2 separate regions of the Homo sapiens genome follow, and region 1 is linked to region 2. A link is a loop called in an ENCODE intact Hi-C map of the cell type or tissue named here. Cell type or tissue: right lobe of liver. All regions are shown on one strand. Links, peaks and the distances in the headings refer to the core of each region. The heading gives the core; the rest is flanking DNA. Region 1 overlaps PACSIN2 (protein kinase C and casein kinase substrate in neurons 2). Region 2 holds the start of LOC101927393 (a long non-coding RNA gene).

Region 1 (15,636 bases), core at 4,023-12,022, 120 kb after region 2:
TACTAAGAAAAATTCTTCTGCCTTGGGATCTGTTGATCTGTGACCTTATCCCCAACCCTGTGCTCTCTGAAACATGTGCTGTGTCACTCAGGGTTAAATGGATTAAGGGCGGTGCAAGATGTGCTTTGTTAAACAGATGCTTGAAGGCAGCATGCTCGTTAAGAGTCATCACCACTCCCTAATCTTAAGTACCCAGGGACACAAACACTGCGGAAGGCTGCAGGGTCCTCTGCCTAGGAAAACCAGAGACCTTTGTTCACTTGTTTATCTGCTGACCTTCCCTCCACTATTGTCCTATGACCCTGCCAAATCCCCCTCTGCGAGAAACACCAAAGAATGATCAATAAAAAAAAAAAAAAAAAAAAACAACAACAAGGCTAGGAGCAGTGGCTCACACCTGTAATCCCAGCACTTGGGAGACTTAGGCAGGCAGATCACTTGAGGTCACGAGTTCAAGACCAGCGTGGCCAACATGGTGAAACCCCATCTCTACTAAAAATACAAAAATTAGGCCGGGCACAGTGGCTTACAACTGTAATTCCAGCACTTTGGGAAGCTGAGGCGGGTGGATTACCTGAAGTCACGAGTTCGAGACCAGCCTGGCCAACATGGTAAAACCCCGTCTCTACTGAAAATACAAAAATTAGCCGGCTGTGGTGACGCACACCTGTAGTCTCAGCTACTCAGGAGGCTGAGGCAAGAGAACTGCTCAAATCCAGGAGGTGGAGGCTGCAGTGAGTCGACAATGTGCCACTGCACTCCAGCCCAGGCAACAGAGCGAGACTCCATCTCAAAAAAAAAAAAAAAAAAAAGAAACTGGCTGGGTGTGGTGGCACACACTTCTAATCCCAGCTACTTGGGAGGCTGAGGCAGGAGGATCACTTGAACCCAGAAGGCGGAGGTTGCAGTGAGCCGAGATTGTGCCACTGCACTCCAGCCTGGACAACAGAGTGAGACTCCATCTCAAAAAAAAAAAAAAAAAAACAGATATTGAAGGCAATAAATTATTGGTGTGGCATATGCAAAAAAAATAACCAGCAGTTCTAATTAGTAAACTGAAAGTAAAAGAAAAGGACAATAAAAGATTGACATATGAGAATATATCAATTTTTTGTTTTTAAGAGATAGGGTCTTGCTATGTTGCCCAGGCTGGTCTTGAACTCCTGGGCTTAAGCCATCCTCCCACCTCAGCCTCCTGAGTAGCTGGGACTATAGGAGCACACCATCATGCCTATCATTTTTTTTACATCCCTAAACTATGTATTGTTTTTTAAGAATCTTTGTCTTTGTTCTTCAGTTAACTGACTGGTGGTCAGTCTCCATCTCATGAGACAGATACTTAATGACCACTGATCAGATGTCATGTCAGGTCAGGAAATAAACTAGTGTAAACCTGGGCTGAAGAAGCTACGCACAGGCTATGGGCACAGCACTTAGCACTTTTTTTTTTTTTTTTTTTTTTTTGAGACAGGGTCTGGCTCTGTCACCAAGGCTGGAGTGCAATGATGAAATCTTGGCTCACTGCAGCCTCAACCTCCTGGGCTCAAGCAATCCTCCCACTTCAGCCTCCTGAGCAGCTGGGATCATAGGTGTGCACCACCACATCTGGCTAATTTTTATGTTTTTTTGTAGAGACGGAGTTTCGCCATGTTGCTCAGGCTGGTCTCAAACTCCCAAACTCAAGTAATCTGCCTGTCCCAGCCTCCCACAGTGCTGGGATTACAGGTGTGAGCTACCACCCACTACCTAGCACTTAGCACTTTTTAAATAAAATTCTTCCTGCCCTCAATGAAAAGAAACAACTATATAATTTGTTTAAAGACCAGGAAAAGTTAATAATGAGTACAGAATTCAGAATTCTCAATTTCCCACCCGGAAGAAATGCTCTAGGCCCTCGGCCTCCCTGAAGCTTCCCTGATGTTGATATGTGAACCTAGTAAAACACTGGTCCCATCTTGCATCTCCCCAGACTGGATCTGGAGATGAGGTGAAAACCCACATGGCCAGGAGAAAAGCAGGACTGTGATCTGCACTGCCCTGACCCAGGCCAGCGGGTTGACAACACCTGCTGCAAAGGTTCCTGGTGCAAAAACTACTCCCTTTAATCGGTGCTTCAGGGCATCTGGGAATAAGGAGCAGGGTAAACCAGAAGGAAAGGAAAATGAAATTTCTCTTACCTCACCTGTGCCAAAAGGCTGCAGAGCTGTGGCCTTTGACACTTACAAGATTATCTTAACACAAGGAGGGCAGAAAACATCCCCAAGACTAAGAGCACAGGTCTTCCTTCTCAGCACATCAACACCCAGCTTAGTAACAATGAGACCCCAAAAGAGGCAACTACTTACCTGAAAAAAGCAGCTGGGGAGAGGTTGGAAAACAAAAGTAGGCCCCACCCCTAGTTTTTCTTATTCTAAACTAAACCCTAGAGATGGATATATGTGGATTTGCTTGTTCTGTTTGGCAACCAAAGGTCAGGAAAGCTGGCTGCTTTCTATAAAAAATGAAATCAGTAAGTGTGTATGGGCTGGGTGTGGTGGCTCACGCCTGTAATCTCAGCACTTTGGGAGGCCAAGGTGAGAGGATCACTTGAGGTCAGGGGTTCAAGACCAGCCTGGCCAACATGCGAAACCCCATCTCTGCTAAAAATACAAAACTCAGCCAGGAGTGGCGGCACATGCCTGTAATCCCAGCTACTTGGGGGCTGAGGCAGAAGAACTGCTTAAACCCAGGAGGCAGAGGTTGCAGTGAGCCGAGATCTCATCACCGCACTCCAGCACTCCAGCTTTGGCGACAGAGCGAGACTCCATCAGCTGTGCACCTCTCTGGATGGGGTGCTCACCCCAGAGACTGGCTGTCTCCCACAAGCCATTCCTGATGGGCTCCACGTTCTGCCCACAAGGGCAGCAGATGGGCACACTCCAAGGCTCCGTTGTGGCCCCCCACTGGCCTCACTTCTCTCCACATGCAGGCCCAGGTCTAGGTCCAGGAGTGTCACCTTTACAGCACCTAGGTGCAACTGAAGACACTGCCTCCAGCCCTCGCTCGGCCAACCCCTGAGAAGGACCCACCTGGTTTTGAAACATTTGCAAAACATAAAGATAACAGGACAAAGAACAGCCCCTCCAACAGACACACACACAGACACATTCACATGTCATCCAGCTCCAGCTGGTTTTTAACCTTCTGTCTGCCTCTTCACCACATTATATTCAGAGGGAGGGCTAAGGTCTGAAAATGTCCTGGAAATCTGATAAGTCTCCCAGACGCCTAACCCCTCCCCATGCAGGAATCACTGAGCAAAACCCAGGTTCTCCACAGTCTCATCTCCAACTGAAGTGATTCTCCACCCTCCCATGCCCACCCTGCCCACCCCTTGCTGACTGCAGGTCTGATGTCCATTACAGGGCCACTATAGAGCCACCGGCCACTTGGCTTCACCCCACACCCCCAACACAAAGAAACATCGAGGTCTTCTTGATTGGGCCAATGCCCCAGGTCAGGAGGCTCACGCTTGACTTTCCAAACAACGATCCCCTTGCTCTGTAGTTTTAGCCAAGCACCCTCAAGGTGATTTCCCTTTCCCCAGAATTAACACAGAAACAGTAAGCATTAGGCAAGGGAAAAACAAGAAAAGGAAGACCAGGAACTATGCTAGGAGATTTAAAAGAGGTAAATGATCACTAACAAAAGAGAACTTGACCAACAGAAAAGGAAAAGCAATTCAAGCTAAGCAAAACCGTGCCACTGCGTCAGCCACGACGCTGGGCTGCAGTGTGGTCAGCGAGTCTGGTAAGCACCCTGGCTGTTTGGAAAAGCGCAGCGGCCCCCAAAGAAAACACTCGTGAGTATCAATCAAGGGCAGCATTCATCCGGCCAAACGAAATCAAACGCCTAAAAGAAATGACCTTGGTTCCCCTCTCCCTCCACAACCCCTTCCCAGCATGGCAACCAGCAGACAGGCTCGATCTCACCACCCGCCACTTCAGGGGCTCATTCCTCCACAGTTCACGGAGGCCTTTTGGGGCCCTGCACGCTGCTGAGTGCACATGCATGACAGTGACACTCTAATGGGGGGTGAAGATACACACTAAAATCCACATGGGAACACAATGACTTCAGACACAGCAGAGGGCTACTTCAGGGCAGAGAGCAACATCAGTGACCACTGAGAGGGGGCTTTTGTGCTATGACCTGAAGACAAAGAACATTCCAGGAAGTGGGAACCCCACGTGCAAAGACCCTAAGAAGGGGCAGCAGCTACTGCATCAACACTTGTCTCTCTAGATCTAATCTCTATCCTTTTCTACCCATTCTAAAAAAACCTTCCCGAAACCTAGATGTGGTCTCACCTTTCTCTTCTGCTTAAAAGCCTTTGATAGCCACTGCCTATATAATAAAGCCCCTAAGATCCCCTTCTTGAGTAAAGTTTATTGGATGTAAATCACACATACCTACACGCACACATACATAGATACTCCATTCCCACTGACGCCTTCCCTAACTAACACCCCTCAGACAGCCTGTAGAGTCCACTCCACCCACCCTTGATGTGTAGTCAATGAGAAGACATTTTTGATGACTTGCTGGGGGGTGTGTCTGAATCTATACACAAAACACCAAGACTGACCTGGGTTCAAACCCTGACTCTGTCACTTACCACCCATGTGTCCCTGAACAAATATTTTAACTATCTCTCTGAGCCTCCATTTCATTTATGTGTAAAAAAGTGATAACAGCACTAACCTTGGGTACCCCAACACTGATCATCACTGTTATTATATGGGCTGCTTAGCTTCCCACAGATAAAAATTTCATCTCCAGCCCCTAGATAAGATGACACCCCTACACGCAGGTGGCTCTGCCCGAGGGACCTCACTGGCCACCCAGCATGTGGTTTGAGACACCCCACCCTGAGTCCAGGAGCAACACACACACACACACACACACACACACACACACACACACACACCCATGGCACCATGTTCAGAAGACGGGCACATTCATTCTTTTTTTTTTTTTTTTTTGAGACAGGAGTCTCACTCTGTCACCCAGGCTGGAGTGCAGTGGTGCAATCTCGGCTCACTGCAACCTCCGCCTCCCGGGTTCAAGCGATTCTCCTGCCTCAGCGTCCCAAGTAGCTGGGACTACAGGTGCGCACCACCACACCCGGCTAATTTTTTGTATTTTTAGTAGAGACAGGGTTTAATCACTGTGTTAGCCAGGATGGTCTCAATCTCCTGACCTCATCATCTACCCACCTCCGCCTCCCAAAGTGCTCGGATTACAGGCATGAGCCATAAAACCTCCAGAACACATTTTAAAATGCCTGTTCCAGGCTGGACGTAGTGGTTTATGTCTGTAATCCCAGCACTTTGGGAGGCTGAGGCGGGCAGATCACTTGAGGTCAGGAGTTCAAGACCAGCCTGGCCAACATGGTGAAACCCCGTCTCTACTAAAGATACAAAAATTAGCCAGGTGTGATGGCACATCCCTGTAGTCCCAGCTACTTGGGAGGCTGAGGTGAATCACTTGAACTCGGGAGGTGGAGGTTGCTGTGAGCCGAGATCGCACCACTGCACCCCAGCCTGGGCAACATAACGAGACTGTGGCTCAAAAACAAAATAAATAAATACATAAATGCCTGTTCCAGAGAACACAAAAGCAAAACCATTTAGAAAATGTAGGTTTGTCCCAGGCACCAAAGACAAGGAGAAGATAGTCTCTGAACACTTTTCATTCACATTCACTGCTAGGACCCTCACAGTTACAAAGCCCACGAGGACACAGACAGCTGTGGGATGTGTGAGTGAGGGGTGGGGGGCACGTCATGGCCAGAGCAGGAGAGGACCACAACCAAATAGAGCTTGAACTCATCTTCATCAAGGTACAACTCAACCTTCTACTTCCCAAGATTAGTTAATCCTGCGTCCTAGTAATTAAAGAAAAAAATACATTATGCAATGAACTGAAAATCTGGTTCAAATTCAGCAACCTGTAGAAGTCCAGGCTTAGGGTCCACTGGCCAAAAGTATAACTGCTCCTAACTACAGCAGCTCGGGAAGAAAATAATGTAGCCACAGGTATGAAGATTTCAGTGAAATGTAGCAAAACATTTCTAAATAGCTCTCTGTACCAAATGCAGTTCAGTTAACATTGCTCTCCAAACTTCCTTCTCTTTCAAGAAGGGATACCAAACTTGATCCAATCTAATTCATGTTGGCCCCAGCCCACACATTCCAAAGAAACATTTTCAAAAACTCAAATTATTTTTTTAGCTTGCCATAAAATTTACAATGACATCACATGCATTTGGGAAAAAATATAGAAACTTAAATCCATGATCTGAAAGGTGGTCAAAGAAATTTTTTTTTTTGTTTTTGGGAGTGAGTCTGTCATCCAGACTGGAGTGCAGTGGCGCAATCATGGCTCACTGCAGCCTTGACTTCCTAGGCTCAAGCAACTCTCCCACCTCAGCCTCCTGAATAGCTGGGACCACAGGCACATACCATGACACCTGGCTAGTTTTAAATTTTCTGTAGACACAGGGTCTCACTATGTTGCCCAGGCTGGTCTCAAACTCCTAGGCTCACGAAATCCTCCTGCCTTGACCTCCCAAAGTGCTGGGATTACAGGTATGAGCCACTGCACCTGGTCTAGTTCGTTTCTTAATACAATAGAAAACTCAATTCTCGGCCGGGCGCAGTGGCTCACGCCTATTAACCCAGCACTTTGGGAGGCGAGGTGGGTGGATCACCTGAGGTCAGGAGGTCAAGACCAGCCTGGCCAACATGATGAAACCCCATCTCTACTAAAAATACAAAAAATTAGCTGGGTGTGGTGGTGGATGCCTGTAATCCCAGCTACTAAGGAGGCTGAGGCAGGAGAATCGCTTGAACCTGGGAGGTGGAGGTTGCAGTGAGCCGAGATCACACGATTGCACTCCAGCCTGGGCAATAAGAGTGAAACTCCATCCCCCTCAAAAAAAAAAAAGGCCAGGTGTGGTGGTTCACACCTGTAATCCCAGCACCTTGGGAGGCCGAGGCGGGTGGATCACGAGGTCACGAGTTCAAGACCAGCCTGGCCAACACAGTGAAACCCCGTCTCTACTAAAAATACAAAAAAAATTAGCTGGGCATGGTGGTGGGTGCCTGTAGTCCCAGCTACTTGGGAGGCTGAGGTAGGAGAATCATTTGAACCTGGGAGGCAGAGATTGCAGCAGTGAGCTGAGATCGCGCCACCGCATTCCAGCCTGGGCGACACAGTGAGACTCTGTCTCAAAAAAACAAAACAAGAAAGAAAAAAAAAAGAAAAGAAAACTCATTCTCTTGGAGGGGGAAAAAAAAATATATATATATATATATACACACACACACACATATATGTATATATATGTGTGTATATATAGGTAAGATGTAAGCCAGTTCAAGCATTTAAACAGGTTTAAAAAAAGAAGATATATTTATATATACATATATACACACACATATATATACACACATATGTATATATATGTATATATATATATATACACACACATATGTGTGTATATATATGTGTGTGTATATATGTAAGATGTAAGCCAGTTCAAGCATTTAAACAGGTTTAAAAAATGAATGATTTTTTTAAAAAGAATGATTTTTAAACACAGCTAATTTCTGCAGTCAGTCAACGTGACTTTCCACATGAGGGCAGCCCTGGGCACTTGCAATCACAGACGGCCACAAACCAACTGGCTTTGGGTAAGAAGGGATACTCCTCCCAAAGAATGAATCAGTCTTAGGACTGCAGATCCTCATGTCACTCATGCCTGCATTGTTCATCCCACAGAGCCTGCTTGCCTATGATGTGCCATTTCAGAGCTAAGAACTGCACACTACAATACAAAATGCAGTCCCCTGCCCTCCGCCTACCCAGCTCCTAGCCCCACAGAAGACAAACAGGTCGGTCATACCATACATGAGGAGTATGGGGACGGGGGTGGACCATCCACTCTGCAGGCCCAGGGGCAAAACACCTGGAGGGAGGGGAAGGTGAAATTAGAGCCAAGTTTTGAAGGATGAGTTCAGCAGGCAAAGACGGGAAGAATGGCATTTGCAGTAGACAAGATTTGCATGGGAGAAATGCAAGAAGTTCAGGAGTGTGGCAAGAGATGAGACTCAACGGGTAAGCAGGGGTCAGACCACAAGTCTGGATTTTATTGTGATAACAACAGAGAACCACTCAAGAATTTTAATCTCAGACAGTCCGACCCCTCCCCGTTGCCAATAAGAACATGAAGATGTGGAAGAGGGCCATGGAAACCACTCTATTTGGCTCAAGAGCTAATGAAAAATGCTAAACCATATCTGTCCTTCAATGTTCAATAACAAAAAGCACAGCCCAAAGACTTCTTCCAGATGGTCACCTTCTCTGTGCCTCAGTTTCCTCATCTGTAAAATGGACAGCAGCCACCTCACAACGCTGTTGTGAGGACTCAACGGGTTCTATACACAAAGTGCTTACAGCAGAAGAAAGCTCCATCACTTTTAGGTGCTGGTGGAACTCCTAGTGCTAGGACTAGTAGTACCAGCAGTTTATGAGTCAGAACACACTGCCCCCAGATCAAAAAGCAGATGGAGACTTTACCACCTCCTAGGAAGCTGCTGTACAATGGTATAGACTTGGAGACTGCTCAGAGCCACTTTGTGACTGAAGGGAAAAGAATGAACTTGTGTTAACCCCTCCCACCCCCATCCACCCCAGTCATAAAGCTGGTCAAGGACAAGCAGTGGCTCAGAGCAGAGCCCAGTTCCCTGGGTCTCAGCTGGCTGCAGGTCTCAAGGCTGTCAGCCCTCGCAGAATGGGGAACAGCCCCTCCCACCTTTCTCAGCCTGAGCCCCACCCCACCCATCCAGGCACAGAAGGCTTCTTCTCCCTCCACCTCTCTGTCCTGGCAAGCCTCTAGTCACCTCTGGAAATGAGACACTGCCCAGAACCCACCAACCAGAAGCCTCTGTATGGCCCAGAGAAGAAGGAGAGAGACTGTGCGGGAATCCAGCGGGCATCGCCCAGTCCCTTTCCCAGCCCTATCCAATGATAGAGCTCCTGCTGTCAGGAGCTGGGAACTCCCAGGTGCGATAAAGAGAAAGCCATGCCATACGAAGCTGAGAACAGTAAACAGTCATGAAGAGATCCAAGGGCTCAGAACCACAATTCCCAGACCTCTGGGTTTCACCAATTAGAAATTTTCCCCCAAAATTTTGGGGACTTTTCAACAAATGGTACTGAAACAACTGGCTATCCACAGACAAAAAAAAAAAAAAAAAACCTTCAATTCACACACCGCAACACATTTTAAAAGTTCAAAATGGATCACAGGCCTAAATGTAAAACATAAAACTATAACATTTCTAGACGAGACATGAGAAAACATTTGTGACCTGGGATTAGGCAAAGATTTTAGCTGTGACACCAACCAAAAAAGCACAAGCCGTAAAAGAACAAATTGACTTCAGCAAATGTTTAAAACTTCTGTTCTTCAAAAGATACTGTTAAAAGAATGAAAAGACAGCCTCAGACAGGGAGTCAATATTTTCAAATTATGTAATTGATCAAGGAATTGTATCCAAAATATATTTTAAAAATTTCAAAACTAAGTTAATAAAACAACTCAGCTTTTTCAACAGGCAAGTGATTTAAAGAGATAATCACTAGGGAAATGCAAATTAAACCTACCAGAATGGCAAAAATTAAAAAGACTACATGTACCAAGTGTTGGTGAGGATGTGGGGGAACTAGAACCCAGTGCTGGTGATGCGCGCAAAGCACTTTGGAAAAGTTTGGCAGTGTCTGGACATGTTAAACGTACCCTAGCCACCAAACCTAGCCTAACCACCTAAACCACCAAAGCACCTAGCCATTCCACTCTAGGTATTTACCCCAGGGAAGTGGAAGCAGATGTTGGCCAAGTGCAGTGGTTCACACCTGTAATCCCAACACTTTAGAAGACTGAGGCAGGAGGATCATTTGAGCCCAGGAGTTCAAGATCAGTCTTGGCAACATAGGGAGACTCTGTCTCCATTAAATTTTTGATAAAAAGAAAGCAGATGTCCCCACAGAGACTGGCACACAAATGTTAATAGCACCTTATTTTTCTGTAACATCTTTTCACGACATAGCATCTTCATTTGTGATTACACCAAGTGGAAACAGCCCAAACGTCTGTCAATAGGTGAATGAACAAATTGTAGCATGCCCATGCATTGGATTTTTTAAAAAATGAAACTAACTGATAAATGCTACAACAATCTCAAAGTAATTTTACTGAGTGAAAGAAGCCAGACTAAAAATAACACATACTGTAAAAAGAATATATACTGGCCGGAAGTGGTGGCTCACACCTGTAATCCTAGCACTCTGGGAGGCTGAGGCGGGCAGATTGCCCGAGCTCAGGAGTTTGAGACCAGCCTGGGCAACACAGTGAAGCCCCGTCTCTACTAAAAATACAAAAAAATTGGCCGGGCATGGCAGCATGCACTTATAGTCCCAGCTACTCGGGAGCTGGGAGCTGGGAAGCAGGAGAATCACTTCAACCCGGGAGGCGGAGGTTGCAGTGAGTCGAGATTGCACCACTGCACTCCAGCCTAGCAACAGAACAAGACTCCATCTCAAAAAAAAAAAAGGAAGAAGAAGAATACATAGAATACATACTGTATGATTCCATTTACATAAAATTTTAGAAAATGCAAATGATTCTACAGTGGCAAAGAGTAGAGCAGTGGTGGCCTGGAAGAAGTGGGGGCAGAGGGACCCCAAGTGGCAAGAGGAACCCTCAGAGGGTGGACTTCTCACTATCTTCTTTGCAATGATGGCTTAACAGTGTATTCATATGCCAAAACTTATCGCCTGTTCATTATAACTCAATAAAACTGTTTCAAATTTGAAGGCAGAATAACATAAGACTGCTTACTTCTTATTTTGCCAAGTAAGAATATCCTTTAGAAACTACCAGCTCTTTTCATCAACATGGAAAGATAGGACATTTTAAAATGTAAAAGATACAATGGTCAAAATTTTATACAGAAAGAGCCCTTCCCAAGAAAGGGCAGCTGCTAACCTTACACACATGAAAACTGCATTGCCCTTATTTTTTCCACGTTGATGATAACACGATTGCAGACTGTCATCTTCTGAGACTGGCAGGAATGCCCCTGAAGGCCGACCAGAGCCGAAGGACACTCTCCGGGTTCATCTCCACATCCGACCTGGCAGTTCCTCCTGGAAGGGCGGCACCAGGGACAGCCATGTGCGCTGTGGGACCCAGACATCACTTCCCTGCCCTCCCACAAGTCAAGAAATCACAAGAAGAATGTGGCCCAAAAGGTTCCTGAAGCACTCCTATGCAGCTGAAGAAGGGAAGTGCCTTGTTTCCACAAGAGCTGCTCACCCCCAAGCCACAGTATCTGTGGTTTGCTGCTGGGACAAGTTCCATAAGTCAACATTAAAAACTCTTCAGTGGGATTCCTCCAGGCTAAAGTCCAGTGAGCTAAAGCCGAAATCAAATATGAGCTCTCAAGAAGACCACGATGTAGACTGGAATCCTTCTGATATTGCGCCAGAATGCTAACAAAAGCCAAGAGATGTCATCAGCAAAGCCCTAGAGGGAAACTTTGGGTAAAATGACAGTGCAGTGCGCTCCTGCTCAAGTGTGGCTGGTTTGGTGGTAAGAAGGGCTGAGCAGGGGGACAGGCCTGCTCTTAACCCCACCTCCCCATGCAACTGGGGCTCCAGGCATGGTCCCAAGCCCCATGTGTCAGATAGGGAGGGACAACCCCAAACACACCCAGAAAATAAGCATGAACTTTACCATTCAAGAAACCAGGCACACACATGAATCCAGAGCCGTGTCCTGCGCCACAAAGACCCTCGGGCGTGCTTATGGGGACACCCCAGCCTGCACACCCAAGCTCTGTCCACACATACCCTGCCCATGGCCACCATTCAGCCACCTTTGGCTGGAGGCACGTGCACACAGTGCACAGCCTACCCTCAGCAGGACACGCCAGGGAGGCGGCCCATGCAGGCCATGTAAGGGGTCTGGGGGTTACTGGGGCAGGGAATTCCAGGGTCTCTGTCCCTGTGCATGGCCTAAAGGGAGAGGCACAAGTTTTAGGGAGATACCACTTCTTGATACCTCAGATTCCTCACCCTATAGGGACAGTCACACTGGAAAAAGGGCCCCGGGCAGGGGTCCCACATGCCCCACCTACGGGAATGCTGACATATGAAAGGTCTGGGGGCTGCGGGGAGCACCCTAGCATATCCACACCTAGAGCCACAGCCTCGCAGCCAGCGAATGCAGCTGCCTCTTCCCTGGCCCAGAGATCCTTCTCTCTTGTCAGCAATCCCCATCCCACCCCAAGCCCCAGTCTCTGTCTCACTGGACTTTACACCAGGACTCCCGCAACTGTGCCTTGCCCGTTTAGACTGGAAATTCCATTTAGGCTGCCTCCTGGACTCCCTCTCAGGACCCTGCTTCCAACAATCACATAGTCAAAGGGGACAATGTCCCCCCTCCCCGCCTCGGGGCTGCTCCGGGCCCCAACTGCCAGGAAGCAAGACTGGACACTGCAACGTTTAACTCACATTGAGCTGAAGCAGCCGAGTTCTTCCTCTATAAAGTGAGCTGACTGCAGAGAAACTGCACCCTGGCATTCAGTCATGTTTCACAATAACTCCAGAGGAGGAGCTCTGCTTCTGACATGAAGTGTGGCAAGCCTTAGAAGGAAGCAGAGCTACAAAGTTATTCAATGCAAATATTTAAAGAACAGGCTGCTTTTGGTGCCAGGAGGACGGCAGCTTGCAAACCTCCAGTCACAATAAAGGTTCTGCTTGGTTGGGACTGAGTCAGGATGACAAATGTTGTTTCATTGCACCCTCCGTCCACTGAGGAGACAAGGTTTTTAAAGCAACTTTTCAGGAAGTTACTCTGTCCATTGGGCAGGACCTTAAAAGTCACAGCAAGAGAGCAAGTGTCTGGTGTGGAAAAACCAGAGTGTGTATACAACTACTCAGTCAAGAACTAAATGTGCATTTCCAATGTCATTCACGCGGCAATTATTTGGAAATAAGGATGGGATCATGCAATTTTGCCAACAGTAAATATACAGATTTGGTAACTTCAAGTGCCTATAATGTCCACCAGACAGAGGCCTTAAAGCACATTCCACCCATGTTTTCCTCCTTGAGAAAGGCAATTTGATTGTTAAAAGAAACAGTGGCCAGGCACAGTGACCCACACCTGTAATCCCAGCGCTCTGGGAAGCCGGGACAGGAGGATCACTTGAAGCCAGGAGTTCAAGACCAGCCTGGGCAACACAGTGAGACCTGCCCCCTTCCCCAGTCTCCAGAAAAATTTAAAAATTAGCCAGGTATTGGCTGGGCGTGGTGGCTCACGTCTGTAATCCCAGCACTTTGGGAGGCCGAAGTGGGCGGATCACAAGGTCAGGAGATCAAGACCATCCTGGCTAACACGGTGAAACCTCATTTCTACTAAAAATACAAAAAATTAGCTGGGCGTGGTGGTGGGCGCCTGTAGTCCCAGCTACTTGGGAGGCTGAGGTAGGAGAATGGCTTGAACCTGGGAAGCGGAGCTTGCAATGAGCCGAGATTGCACCACTGCACTCCAGGCTGGGCGACAGAGCGAGACTCCGTCTCAAAAAAAAAATAATAAAATTAGCCAGGTATGACACTGGACGCGGTGGCTCACGCCTGTAATCCTAGCACTTTGGGAGGCCAAGATGGGTGGATCACAAGGTCAGGAATTCAAGACCAGCCTGGCCAAGATGCTGAAACCCCATCACTACTAAAAATACAAAAATTAGCTGGGCATGGTGGCACACGCCCGTAATCCCAGCTACTGGGAAGGCTGAGGCAGGAGAATCGCCTGAACCCAGGCAGCAAAGGTTGCAGTGAGCCAAGATCGAGCCACTGCACTCCAGCCTGGGTGACAGAGCAAGACTCTGCCGCAAAAAAAAAAAAAAAAAAAAATTGGCCAGGTATGATGGTACACACTTGTAATTTGGGAGGGTGAGGTGAGAGGATCATTAAGCCCTGGAGTTGGAGGCTGCAGTGGGCCACAATCACACCACTACACTCCAGCCTGGGTGACAGAGTGAGGCCCTGTCTCAATCAGGGGGAAAAAAAGCAGAGAATAGAGACGGTCCAGGCCAAAATGGACACACTGAATTTTTTGTTGGTATTTCTGATGGTGTCCTCAGGCCTGGCTTACTGAGTTCTACAGCCTCAAGCTGCATGCTGATCAAAACCACACATCACATTTCCTAGGTATGAGGCCTAGGCCCAGCTTTCTCACTTGCAAAACAAAGTTGTCATGAGAATAAGTGTAATCACGCAAGGAAAAATAGGACACCTGGCACAAAATGAGCCTCAATAAACATTAAATTTTTTAAAAATAATTCTGATAACGATTGTGAAGTCAGAAACCAGTTCAGGGAAGTGAAGGCTAGAAGGGGGCTGGGAGGTTTGGCAACAAGCAGAGCCCTGGCAGGAGGGGATGAGGCTTGGACCCTCCCGCCCACTGAGGCTGGCCTTCCCTCCACACCAGGCTGGGGGTGTTTAATCACGCTCTGCCTCCTCTGACCAGAATGTAAGATCATGGACTACGTTGTTCCTGTTGTAACTCCAGTGCCTAGAACCGTGCCTAGCACATGGCAGGCGTTCAAAAATTTGCTGAATACATAAATGGGGATTTGGCCAGGCACAGTGGCTCACGCCTGTTATCCCAGGACTTTGGGAGGCAGAGGCGGGCAGATCACAAGGTCAGGAGATTGAGACCATCCTGGCTAACATGGTAAAACCCTGTCTCTACTAAAAATAGAAAAAATTAGCCAGGCGTGGTGGCAGGCGCCTGTAGTCCCAGCTACCTGGGAGGCTGAGGCAGGAGAATCGCTTGAACCCGGGAGGCAGAGGTTGCAGTGAGCTGAGATGGCGCCACTGCACTCCAGCCTGGGCGACAGCGAGACTCCGTCTCAAAAAAAAAAACAATAAATAATAAATAAATAAATAAAAATGAATGGGGATTTATGAATACATTGAATTGCATGCAAAAATGTCTGAGTCCATTTCTAGGGGGAAAGAATCTATTTGCATGAAATTCTCATGTAAATATAAGATCCAAATACAGGTCAACAAAAATTAGCCAGGCATGGTGGCGCATGCCTGTGGTCCCAGCTATTACTTCACTCGGGAGGCAGAGTGAGGCAGGAGAATCATCTGAACCCGTGAGGTGGAGGATGCAGTGAGCTGAGATCACACCACTGCACCCCAGCCTGGGCGACAGGGCAAGACTCTGTCTCAAAAAACAAACAAACAAAAATACAAGTGAAGAAACATTGCTGAGTTCCACCCACGTGTCTCAGAACACCAGTGACCACCGTTAGGTGAGCAAGGCAGTAAAATTACAGAGCAAAATCTAACAGGCCAGAGCTTTCCTGGAAAAGAGGTTTCTCAGGAGCCAGCCCCAAACATATCCAAGGGCAGTTACCAGCCTTTAAGTCTGAGGTTTGGATTTGAGAATTAACTTTGAAACTAGAGCCAACCCCAGGTTAAGGAGGGAGCAGAAGGAAATACAGGAAG
Region 2 (15,542 bases), core at 7,440-15,439:
CCGCCCCGGCCCGGCCAGGCTGCCGCGGCCCCACAGTGCGACGTGTCACAGGCCGCGCCGGCCCCGCCTCCCAAGCCACGGGCACTGGCGCCCGCGGGGCCTCCCGCCGGTTCCCGCAGGGATGCCAGGCAGGCCCGCACTCGCCCGCGGCCGCTACCTTGTTAGTGGGCACCGAGCGGAGGCGCTTGAAGATGGTCAAGATGTCCTGCTTGCTGGGGTCCCCCATCGTCAGCTGTGAGCCGCGGCGCAGCTGGCCCAGCCAACCGGTAAGAGTCGACGAAAAGCGGCTACCGCCTCAGCAGGAGCGACGAGGCCGCGGGGGCGGGGCTGCGCGTAACGGTCAGGCTCCGCCCCAATCCCCGCCCACGACCGGGCCCGTCCACCGCCGGGGCGCAGGCGCCGCTCGCTTTCCCTCCCCGCCCTCGCTTCAGCCGCGCCGCTGGCCCGACCCCAGGCGCTGCACGCGCGTGCGCAGGAGGCTCGCGCGCCATTTGCGGCGCGGCTCCACGCCCTTAGCGCTGGGCGAAGCCGGGCCCGGGTGTGGCTGCCTGCCACGCGCGCTGCCATAGGATCCACCAACGTTTCGCCTGGTCGATCGCCATTTCGCCTAACGGGCTGCTTCCATGGAAAGGTCAGAGGCAGGGGAAGGGGCGCACGCGCCCTCCTTCGGCACGAGACGGACGGAGGGCCCGTGCCTTGACGCCGGACCTTAGCTGGTGGCCTTCCCTTTTTTTTTTTTTTTTTTTGAGACGGAGCCTCGCTCTGTCCCCCAGGCTGGAGTGTAATGGCGCGATTGCGGCTCCTTGCAACCTCCCTGGTTCAAGCGATTCTCCTGCCTCAGCCTCCCGAGTAGGTGGGATTACAGGCGTACATCACCACGCCCGGCTAATTTTTGTATTTTTAGTAGAGACCAGGGTTTCACCATGTTGCCCAGGCTGGTCTCGAACTCCTGACTTCAGGTGATCCACCCACTTCGGCCTTCCAAATTGCTGGGATTACAGACGTGAGCCGCCGCGCCCGACTCTTTTTAATTCTTGCCCTCAGCTCACGCCAGGCCCTGGGTGGAAAGCTTTCTTTGCCCGGAAACTGGCTTTCTGAAACCAAGGGCTTTTGTGTCACGTTCATGGAGAGATGGCAGTGCGGGTTGAGGCAGAAGTGCTCAGTCAGAACTGATGAGTCCAGATGAGAAGCTTGACTTTTAACCCCGGCCCTCGGGGCTGCACCCTACCCTCTGGGAAACAATTCCAGCCAGAAGAGTTTACACTCAGCAGAAGGTGCCTCTGTCACCACAATGGGTGTGGAGCCACTGGAAAGAGGTTGGGTGATAGTGAGGAAGGACAGCAGGTTTTGGCATCAAAGGCACTACCTTGGCCTCAATCCCAGTTCAGCCAGCTGCTTCCTAGCTCTGTGGCCTTGGTCAAGACACTTACCTTCTCTAAAGCATGGTTTATTTGCAGTCTCAGGGGCTCATGCCTGTGATCCCAGCACTTTGGGAGGCTGAGGCGGGAGGATCACTTGAGCTCAGGAGTTCAAGACCAGACTGGATAATATGGTGAAACCCCGTCTCTATAAAAAAATGCAAAAATTAGCCGGGCATGCTGGCATGGGCCTGTAGTCCTAGCTACTTGGGAGGCTGAGGTGGGAGGATCGCTTTAGTCCAGGAGGTCGAGGCTGCAGTGAGCCAAGATCGCACCACTGCACTCCAGCATGGGCGACAGACCAAGACCCTGTCTCAAAAAGTAAAATAAAATAAACCATGGTTTATTCATCTGTACAAAGAAATTAAAGAATCAGTGCTGAGTAGCACAGGTGAGCAGCTTCCTAGGGATATCCTGAAGAGCCTTTGGTGGAGGCTTTCTACTGTTAGAAGTCAGGAAATGTACACTCCACCTATCTGCTTGGAGACCCTCGGTGGCAGTTGGGAGCTTGCAGACAATGTAACTTATAAACCCAAAGCTGCAACTTTTCCAAGAAAGGGAAATTGATTATCTTCCAGAAAAGTACATTACTTTTGCAGGTAGCTCTGATGGTTTAAAAGTTCTTCCTGTATTGAGTCGAAGTATAACACCTGTGCTTTGTGTCCACCGGGTACTAGTTTGGCCTTATGCAGAATACCGGGCATGTTTATGAGCAGTTTTATCCTTCCTGATGGGAATGGGAATGATGGTCCCATTTACTACTTGGAGCTGAAATCTTACTAAGTTATATTATCAGAGTAGTGCAGTCTAGCCCATTCTCCACCATAGAGATTGAGGAGAGGGAAACAAAAGCAGTAAATTATAGACAGTATCTACACGAATAGGGGAGGAAGGGGTAGGAGGTACCATTTATACACTATGGTTGCTTAAGTGTTCTTCATAGAACTTAGCATCTAATACTATAACATATAATATTCTATCTATATGTTATCTGGCTCTAATTGAATACAAAAATATATATTTCTGGCCGGGGGCGGTGCCTCACACCTGTAATCCCAGCACTTTGGGAAGCTGAGGTGGGTGGATCATGAGGTCAGGAGTTCGAGACCAGCCTGACCAACATGGTGAAACCCCATCTCTACTAAAAATACAAAAATTAGCCAGGCATGGTGGTGGGCACCTGTAATCCCAACTACTCAGAGGCTGAGGCAGGAGAATCGCTTGAATCTGGGAAGCAGAGGTTGCAGTGAGCCGAGATCACACCACTGCACTCCAGCCTAGGCGACAGAGCGGGACTCTGTCTCAAAAAAAAAAAAAAAAAATATATATATATATATATATATATATATATATATATATTTCTTGAAATCAAATGTTTTTTCTCCTTTTTCTTTTGAGGAGTCTCGCCGGAGTGCAGTGGTGTGATCCTGACGCACTGCAACCTCTGCCTCCCAGGTTCAGCCGAGTCTCCTGCCTCAGCCTCCTGAGTAGCTGGGATTATAGGCGCCCGCAACCATGCCTGGCTAATTTTTTTTTTTTTTTTTTTTTTTGAGATGGAGTTTCACTCTTGTCATCCAGGTGGAGTGCCATGGCGTGATCTCGGCTCACTGCAACCTCTGCCTCCCAAGGTTCAAGCGACTCTCCTGCCTCATCCTCCCGAGTAGCTGGGATTACAGGCGCATGCCACCACACGTGGCTAATTTTTATATTTTTAGTAGAGACGGAGTTTCACCATGTTGTCCAGGCTGGTCTCGAACTCCTGACCTCAGGTGGTCTGCCCACCTCAGCCTCCCAAAGAGCTGGGATTACAGGCGTGAGCCACAGCACCCGGCCAATACACTATGGTTGTCTTATCTGTCAGTTGCTTAAGTGTTTTTCATAGAACTTATTGGCATCTAATATTATGATATATAATATTCTATCTATCTGTATCTGCCTCTCCTCAATTGAATATAAATCTCTTGAAATCAGATCTATTTTTCTACTTTTTTTTTTTTTTTTTTGGAGACAGAGTCTCGCTTTGTCACCCAGGCTGGAGTGCAGTGGCGCAACCTCAGCTCACTGCAACCTCTGCCTCGTGGATTCAAGCAATTATCCTGCCTCAGCCTCCCGAGTAGCTGTTTGTAGGCAGCTGCCGCCACGCCTGGCTAATTTTTGTATTTTTAGTAGAGATGGGGTTTTACCATGCTGGCCAGGCTGGTGTCAAACTCCTTCAAGTGATCCGCCCGCCTTGGCCTCCCAGTGTGCTGGGATTACAGGTGTGAGCCACTGTGCTCAGCCTGTTTTTTCTACTACTTTATCCCCAGCACCTAGAATAATGCCTGGCACATAGTATGCATTCAATAAAGATTTGTGGAATGGGCTTAGAATGTAGAAAGCTACAAAGGCTCTCCCTCCCAATATCATAATGAGAAAAGCTGGATAATCTACCAAATTGTAACTTCTGTTGAGCCCATCAGAAAGCTGAGGTTGCAAGGCAACCAAGTAACCTCAGCGCCAAAGAGAGACAACAGAAGCCTCTCCAAAGACAGAACACAAGAACCCCTTCACCTTTGGCAGAGCGCAGGAGAAAGAGGTTACTGCCAAACTAGTTGGCAACAGGAAATCGGCTATAATTTTAATGAAGTCTTAAAGGCCAAGTGTAGGTTGGCATGTGAGTTTGGACTAGCTGGGGGCCTCAGATACAAAGGGAGTTCACATTCATTCATAAGCCCTTTTTAATAAACCTCCATCAGAAACCGTACTTCACAAGGAAGATGGGGACTGGCAAAGAGCCCGGAGAGAGACCTCTCTGTGGGGTGGGCATCCAGCTGCTCAGGAACAGGCACAGACCCCACCTGCTTCCTCTGGACTCTTCTCTTCTAAAAAAGCAGGCTGGGCACAGTGGCTCATGGCTGTAATCCCAGCACTTTGGGAGGCCAAGGCGGGCAGATCATCTGAGGTCAGGAATTTGAGACCAGCCTGGCCAACATGGTGAAACTCTGTCTCTACTAAAAATACAAAATTAGCTCGGCGTGGTGGCGCACACCCGTAGTCCCAGCTACTTGGGGACTGAGGCACGAGAATTGCTTGAACCTGGGAGGGGAAGGCTGCAGTGAGCCAGGATCAAGCCAGTGCACTCCAGCCTGAGCGACAGAGGGAGACTCGTCACAAAAAAAAAAAAAAAAAAAAGAAAGAAAAGAGAAAGAAAAAAAGCAAAAGCAGTAAATTCTCTCTGTCTCAGGGAATGGGCAAAGATCTGTTGCTGCCAGGGGAGGGGTAGAAATAAAACCCAGTAATCCAAATTCAAATGCAAAAAAGGAGGGGAAAGAGAAGCAGAATCCCTCTACAATCCAGGGGTTTGCCATGAGGATGGTGGGAATGTTGAGAAGGCCCCACCCTTTGAGCATCCTGGGCTACACATTTTTTTTTTTTCTCGAGGCGGAGTCTGGCTCTGTCACCCAGTGCAGTGGTATGATCTTGACTCACTGCAACCTCTGCTTCCCAGGTTCAAGCAATGCTCCTGCCTCAGCCTCCCAAGTAGCTGGGATTAACAGGCACCCGCCACCACACCCAGCTGATTTTCCTATTTTTAGTAGAGATGGGGTTTCACCATGTTGCCCAGGCTGGTCTCGAACTCCTGACCTCAAGTGATCCGCCTGCCTCGGCCTCCCACTGTGCTGGGATTACAGGGGTGAGCCACCACCCAGCCCAGTATTGTCCGTCTTGTAGAGTATTTGCATTCTAATTCTCTTTGCTGTTCGTCTTTCATGAAGAGATCCTGGCATAGCTATGGCCAAATGAAGCAGCATTGTGTTTATTTAGTTCATTTACTGTTTAATAGGAGCTTGCTGAAAGCCAAATCCCACCCTAAAGAGAAACCAGACATGGCTACATAGTCATATGATGAATCACAAGTGAGAATACGCACAGATCCTGTCCCTTGCCCCTGGAAGACAACACCTGTGGACTTTGCTTAGTGCCAAGCGAAAACAAGTGAATGCTATCTCTTTGACATATTCTTTCTGTATAGGCCAGATACATTTGAAATGAACTTACTGGGGCCAGGTGTGGTGGCTCATGCCTGTAATCTCAGCACTTTGGGAGGCTGAGGCAGAAGGATGGCTTTTGGCCAGGAGTTTGAGACCACCCTGGGCCACATAGCAAGATCCCACTTCTACAAAAAATTGAAAAATTAGCGGGGCATGATGGCACGTGCCTGTAGTCCCAGCTAATCAGGAGGCTGAAGCAGGAGGATCACTTGAGCTCAGGAGTTCAAGGCTGCAGTGAGCTATGATTGCATCACTGCACTCCAGCCTGGGTGACAGAACGAGACACTGTCAGTAAAAAAATAAAAATAAATAAAAAAAAAGAAGGCCAGGCATAGTGGCTTGCACCTGGAATCCCAGCACTTTGGGAGACCAAAGTGGGCAAATCACTTGAAGCCAGGAGTTTGAGACCAGCCTGGCCATCATGGGAGAACCCCGTCTCTACTAAAAATACAAAAATTAGCCGGGGGTGGTGGCGTGTGGCTGTAATTTCAGCTACTCACGTAGCTGAGGCATGAGAATCGCATGAACCCGGGAGGCAGAGGTTGCAGTGAGGAGAGATTGCACCACTGCACTCCACCCTGGGTGACAGAGGGAGACCCTGTCTCAAAAAAAAAAAAAAAAAAAGCCGGGCGTGGTGGCTCACGCCTGTAATCCCAGCACTTTGGGAGGCCGAGGCGGGCGGATCACGAGGTCAGGAGATCGAGACCATCCTGGCTAACACGGTGAAACCCCGTCTGTACTAAAAATTCAAAAAATTAGCTGGGTGTGGTGGCGGGCGCCTGTAGTCCCAGCTACTCGGGAGGCTGAGGCAGGAGAATGGCATGAACCCGGGAGGCGGAGCTTGCAGTGAGCCAAGATCACGCCACTGCACTCCAGCCTGGGCAACAGAGCGAGACTCCGTTTCAAAAAAAAAAAAAAAAAAAAAAGAAGAAGAAGAAAGAAGAAGGAAGAAGAAGAAACAAAATACTGACATATGAAACCACACAGATGAATGTCAGATGAGTCATGGGAAGTGAAAAAAGACAAGGCTACATATTGCACGGTTCCATTCTTATGGCATTCTGGAAAAGGTAGAAACAGAAAACATCTAAGTGGTTTCTAGGGACTGGGGGTGTAAGGAGGGGTTGACAACAAAAATCCACGTGTTGGGGAGGTGACGGAAGAGTTCTATATCTTGATTGTGGTGATGGTTATGTGATACGGTTTGGCTGTGTCCCACTCAAATCTCATCTTGAATTGTAGTTCCCATAATCCTCATGTGTCAGGAAAGGAACCTGGTGGGAGGTAACTGAATCATGGGGGCAGTTACCCCCATGCTGTTCTCATGATAGTGAGTAAATTCTCATGAGTTCTTATGGTTTTATAAGGGGTTTTCCCCCCTTTGCTCAGCATGTCTCTTTCCTGCTGCCATGTGAAGAAGGATGTGTTTGCTGCCCCTTCTGCTATGATTATAAGTTTCCTGAGGCTTCCCCAGCCATGCAGATGTGTGAGTCAATTAAACCTTTTTCCTTTATAAATTACCCAGTCTTGAGCAAGTTCTTTGTGGCAGCATGAGAATGGACTAGTACATTACATAACTGTATACATTCATCAAAACTTCAAGAACTGTACACTAAAAGGAGTGTTTTTGGCCTGGCGCAGTGGCTCACGCTTGTAATCCCAGCATTTTGGGAGGCTGAGGTGGGTGGATCATGAGGTCAGGAGTTCGAGACCAGTCTGACCAACATGGTGAAACCCCCCTCTACTAAAAATACAAAAATTAGCTGGGCATGGTGGTGGGTGCCTGTAGTCCCAGCTACTCAAGAGGCTGAGGCAGGAGAATCGCTTGAACCCAGGAGGCAGAGGTTGCAGTGAGCCAAGATGGCATCACTGTACTCCAGCCTGGGCAACAGAGGGAGACTCCATCTCAACAACAACAAAAAAAGTATATACATAAATTATACCTTAAGAACTGAGAAAAATGGGAAACAAAGCAAATGCTCAGCAACATGGGACTTACAGCATGAGTATCATTCGGCCACTAAACAGTACACTTCACGCATGAACAACTTGAGCTTGAACTACATGGGTCCACTTACATGTGGATTTTTTTCTTTTTTTTTTCTGAGATGGAGTCTTGCTCTGTCACCCAGGCTGGAGTGTGGTAGCACGATCTCAGCTCACTGCAACCTCTACCTCCCAGGTTCAAGCAATTCTCCTGCCTCAGCCTCCCAAGTAGCTGGGATTACAGGTGTGTGCCACCATGCCTGGCTAATTTTTGTATTTTTAGTAGAGACGGGGTTTCACCATGTTGGCTAGGCTGGTCTCCAACTCCTGACCTCATCCTCCCACCTCGGCCTCCCAAAGTGCTGGGATTACAGGTATGACCCACCATGCCCAGCCAGATTTTTTTCAATAAAAGTTACACTTGAGTGTGCCAGCCTTTCCTGTTGCTCCTTCCACCTCCTCTACTTCTTTCACTTCTTTTTTTGAGACAGGGTCTTGCTCTGTTTCCCAGGCGGGAGTGCAGTGGTGCAATCATGGCTCACGGCAGCCTTGACCTCTCAGGCTATAGTGATCCTCCCACCTCAGCCTCCTGAGTAGCTGGAACTACAGGTGTGTGCTACCATGCCTGGCTAATTTTTTTTTTATTTTTGGTAGAGACAGGGTGTCCCTGTGTTACCCAAGCTGGATTAGAACTCCTGGGCTCAAGTGATCCTCCCACCTCGGCCTCCCAAAGTGCTGGCATTACACGTATGAGCCACTATGTCTGGTGTTTATTTTTAATTGAAGTATATTTAGGGACATGAGAAAATGCTCATGATCAAATGGCAGGAGAACGAAACTATATTTACAGTACGATCCCAATTTTGTAAGACACATACACACATTGATGATGATGATGACGACAAGAAAACAGCACATGTGGCTGGGCGTGGTGGCTCACACCTGTAATCCCAGCTACTCGGGAGGCTGAGGCAGGAGAATTGTTGAACCTGAGAGGTGGGGGGCACAGGGAGCCGAGATTGTGCCATTGCACTCCAGCCTTGGGCAACGAGAGTGAAATTCCACCTCAAGAAAAGAAAAGAAAAAAAGAAAATGGCACATGTGCATATATGTTAGGAAAAATACCAGAAAAAAATACACCCCAATGTTAGCAATGTAACCTCTGGAAGTCAGGATCACAGATAACTAATGTTTTTCTGAATACCTTTACTAAATTTCCAAATTTTCATCTGAGCCTTTGTTCCTTTTACAATCAGGAAAAAATAATTAAGATTCCTATTGGAAAATACCATAAAGTGGCAGGGCCACCTGGCTGTCTTTGCCCAGAAGCGGCCAGTGACTGTATGTAGTTCACATGCCCTGAGGCGGCTGCCTTGGTGATCCGAATGCTGTTGAGCTCAGGGTCTTTTAGGTCCTCGTACCCTAACCCTAACCCTAACCCTAACCCTAAGGCGCTCTGGGTTTCTGCAACCTTCGGGAGGTCTAGCACCTAGTATTCCTCTGGCGTCTGAGTTTTGGTCCACTGGCCGTTGGTGCTGGTATCCTTTCCCCTAAGAGTGACATCACTTATTTAGTTCATTTCTTTCTTCCTTCCTTCCTTTCCTAGCCCTTTCCACAAAGGATTTGTAGATGCCTAGAACAATATAATCTGGGTTTCATAGGATAGTCCCAGATTTGTTGCGTTTTCTTTTTTCTTTTTGGTTTAGTGCCACATACCCAGGCTAGAGGGAGGATGAGCACTGTGGTTCCTCCGACCCTGTGCCTGGTGGTGGTCATGCCTGGCCAGAAATGAGCCTCGTACCTCAACTGCAGGCGAGGCCAGATTTAGCTCAGTTTGGGCACATCCTCCCAGGTGTGGTGGAGCCACCTCCATCCTGACCCTGGTTCTTTTCACTGGCTGGCACCTGGAGCTGACTCCGTCCTGGCCTGAGGGCCCCTCTGCTTGCTGCCACCACAGGGGCCACAGAGATGCAGCCCATTTATTCGGAAAACCGAGGCCCAGAGAGTGGCCTTTGTCTTCCACAGGTGTCTGTGGAAGGGCTGGGGAGGGGCGCAGACCTTCCCTGCCTCAGAGGAGGCTTCAGGAAGGGTGGACAAGGGAGGGGAGCAGAGCGGACAGCCACCACTCTGGGGAGACCTTGGACTGTGAAAAGGGGTGGGGGAAGGAAAGCTTACAGGGCACCCACAGGCTGGGGTGCCCACCTGGCAGGGTCTTTGGCTTCTGAGCACCCCTTAAGTTATCCTCACTTCATCACCCCTGTTTTTTTGTTGTCATTGTTTTGAGACAGAGTTTTGCTCTTATTTCCCAGACTGGAGTGCAGTGGTGCAATCTTGACTTACTGTAACCCCCGCCTCCCGGGTTCACACGATTCTCCTGCCTCAGCCTCCCAAGTAGCTGTGATTACAGGTGCCCACCACCATGCCCGGCTAATTTTTTGTATTTTTAGTAGAAACAGGGTTTTACCATGTTGGCCAGGCTGGTCTCGAACTCCTGATCTCAGGTGATCCACCCGCCTCAGCCTCCCAAACTGCTGGGATTACAGGCATGAGCCACTGTGCCCGCCAGTCATCCCTACTTTTCAGCAAATGAAGCTCAGGCATTTTCCGTTTGTCTGTGGTCCAGCCTCCTGCCCAGGTGGGGACTCAGGGACACTTCCTACAGGAAGTTGGGGAACGGCTCAAGGACTGAGCAGTGCTCTGATCTCTGAGGCCTTGGAGCCTGGGTTGGGAGGCCTGAGACTTCTGAAACCCAGCACACACATTCTCAGAAGACAACTCTGGCCCTTTGTCTCTGGCTGTCCCATCATGGTGTCAGAATAACACAGGTCCTTCTCTGAGCCTACCAGAGTTTCCCAAGGGCAAGATTGGCTTCTCTTCATGTTTGTCCTGGCACCGCTGAGTCTCACACACAGTATGTGCTCAATAGATGCATGGTGAATGAATGACTGCACAATGGATACATAAGGAGAGCCAGCTGATCCCTCACCAGGTTGGGCCACTCAGGGGTCAGGCCTTGCTCAGCTTCCCAAACCACATGGTCTGTGCCCACGGCGAAGTCACTGCTTCCTCTCACTTGTCCTGTTTCCCCATGAACTATGAGGGGGTTGGTCAGGTGGTCCACACAAGTCCTTCCCAACCTCCCCCATCCCTATCCCGATGGCTTGTGAGCGGGTTCCCTCCAGGCCTATCCAGTGCCTGAGGCCTTGACACAGCCCAGGCTGCCCAGTCGGGCCTTCACTACATGCTTCTGAGTGGACCAGGATCTGGCATCAGAGCCCAGAGCAGAGGTCAGCCCTGTTCTCCATCTGCAGGGACCTCCGAAGGCCCAGTTTTAGCTCAGGCTGCAGCAAAGCCAGATCCCTACTCCGGTCACTTGGCAGCACTTGCTCACCCTCCCGACATTTCTGGGTTGTGGGAAGGATGGAGAGAGATGATGAAATACCCCTGTCCTGAGCTCCAGGTAGCTTTGGCCCAGGAGAGGGCTCTGGGGCTAACACTCCCCCTAGTGTCAACTCAGGGGCCTTGGGGACCCGAAGAGGTGTGGACAGTTGGTGGCAGCACTGATCCAGGGTGGTGGCTGTGGGAGGAGCGAAGGGCAGCCATGGACAGCAGAGAACCCTGGGCCCCTGCCTATGGTGTCACTCATAATCGTGACAATGACCAGCTCCTGAGTGCCTGTGGCGTTTTTCTTTTTTTTTTTTTTTTTGAGATGGAGTCTTGCTCTGTCACCCAGGCTGGAGTGCAGTGGCGCGATCTCGGCTCACTGCAAGCTCCACCTCCCGGGTTCATGCCATTCTCCTGCCTCAGCCTCCTGAGTAGCTGGGACTACAGGTGCCAGGCACCACGCCCAGCTAATTTTTTGTATTTTTAGTAGAGACGGGGTTTCATCGTGTTAGCCAGGATTGTCTCGATCTCCTGACCTCGTGATCCACCCGCCTCGGCCTCCCAAAGTGCTGGGATTACAGGTGTGAGCGACCGTGCCCGGCCTTTTTCTTTTTTTGAGACTGTCTCGAGAGCTCTGTCGTCCAGGCTGGAGTGCAGTGGTGCAATCATGGCTCACTGCAGCCTCAAATTCCTGGGCTCAAGCAATCCTCCTGCCTCAGTCTCCCAAGTAGTTGGGACTAGATGCATGCACCACCACACTCGACCAATTTTTAAACTTTTTGTAGAGACAAGGTCTCACTATGTTGCCCAGGCCACCTTTTCTTCTTGCTCTAACTCTCCAACTGGAAAAGTATCACTTCTACTTGGGGAAACTGAGGCCTAGAGACAAGCTGAAGTTTCCAAGCTGGCCCCTGAGGGCAGGGCAGGAGAGGGAAGATGGGCAGTTAGAGGCCCTGCCAGATCTCTCACGGGGGGGGCCGTGTGATCCAGCCTCAGAGTGGAGGTTGCTTCATCCAGCTCAGCGGGGACCGTGGTCTTGCCATGGTGTTTGGGCAGTGACTGAGGCCACTGGCACCAGGAGCCTGCTTCTGACCCCCCACCTTCCCTCCCAACCCCGTTCTGCCTGTTTCTCTGCAGCCTGGGGCTGTGGGCCGAGCCGGGTGTCCGCCCTGCGCTGTAGGGCTCCAACTCCTCAGAAGCTGGGAGCAGGGGACCCGCCACCCCTCAGACAAGGAGGCTGCGTGACAAGGATCTGTCCCATACCCTTGCTGAGCTGGGACAAAGCCACACTGCAGGGGCAGCTGCCTGCCTTGCTCCTCCCAGGTGCTCTGTGAGGCCCCATGCCCAGCTGGCGTGCTTTTCTGGGCAGCCTTCCCAGGGCTCGGTGAGCGTGGCCACAGCCGCCCTCACGTCTTGCTTCTCTCCTGTCTTCAAGCCAGTCCAAGCCTCCTCCCTCCTCAGTTTCTCCAGCGAGGGAGGGGGTGGTTCCTCAGGGATTTCGCTCAGTGCTTTGGGCTGGCTGAGACTCCTCAAGAAACCCTGGCTGGCTCTTGGAGCCTCTGTTTCCTCCTCGGTAGAATGGAAATGGGGAGACTTGCCCATACCCTGTGGAGATGTTTGGAGACGCAGATAATGTAAGTAAAAAGTGGAGAGCACACAGTAGGTGCTCAGGAAAATGTGCTCATAGGAGAGTTATGGGTGATGTCAGTCTTGTCCTGCTGTTTGGGCTGGGGCAATAGAGAGGCGCCAGCCGATGCCCGCACCATGTGGAAGCCCAGGTCAAACAGCAGCAGGTCTCGGGGAGAAGGGAACCCCAAGGGGCTCAGGTGCCTCAAATCCCCAACCTCCAGTTTGGCAGGGGCAGTGGGCCGTGGCCTTTTGGGCAGGGGTCCTGTGCCCTGGATCTTGCCCAGCTCCAAAGCTAGTAAGCCCCAGGGAGGCCACCCCCGCCAAGTGAAGTGGGCATGAAGACAGATGATGGCGAAGGGACTTCCATATGCACGAGATCAACTGTTTATTGATTTTTTTCCTCAAATACTACACATGTAAAGGAACTGTTAAACTGAAAAAGACTTGACAATTTTTGGTAAATCCGTAGCACAGAAATGAGGATTTCTGCTGGTAAGTTCTCAGGACAGACACAGACACAGGTCCACTTTCCAAGCAAGACATCTGCTCACTGGAAACGGAGTGAATGCATAGCTGGTGACGGCGGCGGGCACTGCTGAGTCACGTGAAACACAGGTTCCCCCACGTTCCCCCCACCCCCGCCGGCCCGCGTGGCCCCCGCGTAACTCTGGCTGCAGCACCTGCTCCCGGGCGACTCCGGGCAGCCCGAGACACTCGTGCTGCGGGTAAGACCCAGCTTCTGTTTGTGCACAAGTAACACGACGACTGAAATCTGCAACTACTGCAAAGACGCGGGCACTTTTACAGTGTTCTGCTACGGAGCCAGGACAAAGGCCGGTCAGAAGCCGGACCAGCAGTCAGCTGGTGACGACGAGCCTCCCTCCAGCAGGCACCACGTCAGAGAGGCCCCAGGCCCACTGAGCCCGGGAGGAGACCCAGCCGGCCAGCCAGACGTGTGCCTGAATGCCACAGACTTCAAGCAGTTTACAAACGAAACTCACTGTTAAAAGCTGTTAAATCTCATTAAAACAGTAGACGAGTGCTTTAGATTCTCTGAATATCAAATAATATATACAGATAGACACTGAGACATGACAGTCTAATCTAAAGCATCTTTACAGATGCATTTGCTTGAAAAGTTAGTCTTCTTTTTAACTCTGAATCAGTGATAAAATTGTTAATTTGCAAAAGAGTACAGTTTTAAGCAAGAATAGAGTGAAAATAATTTTTAAATATGGCGATTTGGGGGAGTTCTACCTAAGGTTCTATGTAAAGCTTCCATTCAGATGCCCAAAAGCACAAAGAGCATTCCCAATAGAAACCCGACCATAACCCGGTCCCACCTTCCTGGCATAATTCCTTTCCTCAAACATCTGCCACCTGAGGCTAAGCCTACACACGGCGTGGCTGAGTAACAGGGTAAGGGAATAGGGAGATCGTTTCCTCAAGACTGGTGCGCATCAATCTGTGCCATAATTTAAGTAGAAATGAACAGGTGTATAAAAAAGTATAACTGTACACAGCCTTTAAATTAAAAACCTCAAAATCTTCACTCAAAATGGGATGTAAGCTTGTTCATTTAAGTTGCAGGTGATGGACTCGTCAGAGAGAGTAATCAGTGGAACAAGATCAGTGTAACCCACCATTGACTCGGAAAGGAGAGACAAAGTCAAGAACATAGAGATCTATGATAGGCCAACAGGCACAGTGGGCGGGGAGGGGCGGCTATTTCTGTTGTTCTGCGTCTTCCTGCGCTCAGATCCCTCCAGCTGCACTCGGAAAGGTGCCGAGTCCCAGGCGAAATGACCAGCTCATCTGCCTTCCAGGAACACCATGAAGCCAAGAGCAATGGAACCATCATCTCTTGCAGGAAAAGGAGTGGATGCCCACGTGGCTGGCTGAGGCTCCTGGGCCCGCCGCCTCCGTCCCCCCGCTGGCCTGTCCCCGACTCATCACTGGATCGCCTCCACATAATTTGCCGGGTATAGGCCAACTTGCCCGTTGTCCAAGCGTCCCTTGCACCAGCCCTGCTCATCCTCGTCCTCCATCTTGGTCAGCTCATCCCCTGCAAGACAAAGAGGGAGCCGTCTCCATGAGAGGTATGACACCGACGGTGGGCTACAGAGCCGCATTCACGAGCTTTGAGCCCACAGAGGGTGGAGGGCCAGGCATTCTGTGGCGGGCAGGCCGAGGGCCTGGTCATTTCTCTACTAAATGCATGCATTTTAAGTTGCCTCTTTGGTCATGGGCCTCTGACAGACCTAGAGATGACAGTCTCACACAGTAATTTGGAACAAGCTGCTCTCAGCTGCCACAGTGGCTCCCACTGAGACTGCGGCATCCAGCTCCATAGGGCTGTGCCTTCCTCACCACCCTGGCCAGGTGGCAGGAATCGTCCCTCGGTTGTGCCCCTCCCTCACGTTGGGCCTCTTCTGTCCCCTCCCCAGGGCCCCGGCCGCCTTGCTCCCAGCAGCTGTCTCTGGGGTCTCTCTGCCTTTGCTAATCCCTCTCCTCTGCAACTTCCAGGCTGCGAGGGGAAGGGACCATGTCTGACAGTCATACCTGTCATTTTATCCCCAGCACCTGGCTGATGACTTGTGCACGGTGCCATGTGTCAACCCTTCCTGAGACCCTGAGAAGGAGCCCCTGGCGCTGTTCTGGAATCTCCCTGTGGCTCTAATGTATTAACGTGGTTCCATTTATCTTTGGTTGTTCCAACCTGAAGGACCTCCTACTTCTGGCCAGGCCTTGGGTAGAAGAGGAGATACAGAGATGAGAGGAACTGATGGATCCTGGTCTCAAGGAGGCAGACTAGGGTGGTGAGGGGGAGGTGGCACTAGGGTAGGGCCCCAGGTCTGGCATTTGCCAGGTTAGGGAAGCAGAGCAGCTCAGAGCCCAGGGGTGGGCAGGGGCCTGTGTGCTTCTGGTTGGTAACTCACTGCAGGGAAGGCCAGTTGGGCCTGCTGGCTCGGACCTCGTCAGGAGCAAGCAATTGGTGGGAAAGAAATAGTCCCAGTGCTGTTTTGCCTTTATTGCTAAGTTTGAAGTTTTGTAACTCTCTTTGGCATTTTTTGGTCCATTTTTCAGAATTAGA

What was found. Peaks named below come from ENCODE experiments on the same cell type or tissue, not always from the same donor. Only the 100,000 strongest peaks of a DNase experiment are listed, where the experiment ranks them.
Region 1: a loop joins it to region 2, with 2.6 times the contacts of the local background. A loop is called at or near these places in 2 of 110 quality-filtered maps.

Annotation. Positions count from the first base shown.
Region 1 is chr22:42,982,525-42,998,160 of GRCh38, forward strand. The region is part of intron 1 of PACSIN2 (protein kinase C and casein kinase substrate in neurons 2); the gene reads right to left. Among named protein-coding and RNA genes, the nearest start is that of PACSIN2, 25 kb to the right of the region's middle. RefSeq lists enhancers at 2,819-3,336, 3,337-3,855 and a silencer at 10,506-10,626. In right lobe of liver, for the core only: a CTCF peak has its summit at 7,681 (motif pointing right); no DNase peak of the experiment used is centred there; H3K4me3 peaks cover 920 bases; H3K27ac peaks cover 972 bases.
Region 2 is chr22:42,856,957-42,872,498 of GRCh38, forward strand. It overlaps PACSIN2 (protein kinase C and casein kinase substrate in neurons 2), which reads right to left. Exons shown (of 11, transcript NM_001184970.3): 11 at 12,817-14,513. The coding sequence ends at 14,401. LOC101927393 (a long non-coding RNA gene) reads left to right here and starts at 14,458. Exons shown (of 3, transcript XR_001755575.2): 1 at 14,458-14,547; 2 at 15,029-15,129; 3 at 15,536-15,542. ARFGAP3 (ARF GTPase activating protein 3) reads right to left here and starts at 317. Exons shown (of 16, transcript NM_014570.5): 1 at 158-317. The coding sequence starts at 226. RefSeq lists an enhancer at 1-320 and a silencer at 1-592. In right lobe of liver, for the core only: a CTCF peak has its summit at 10,960 (motif pointing right); DNase peaks (open chromatin) are centred at 10,985 and 12,157; H3K27ac peaks cover 1,492 bases.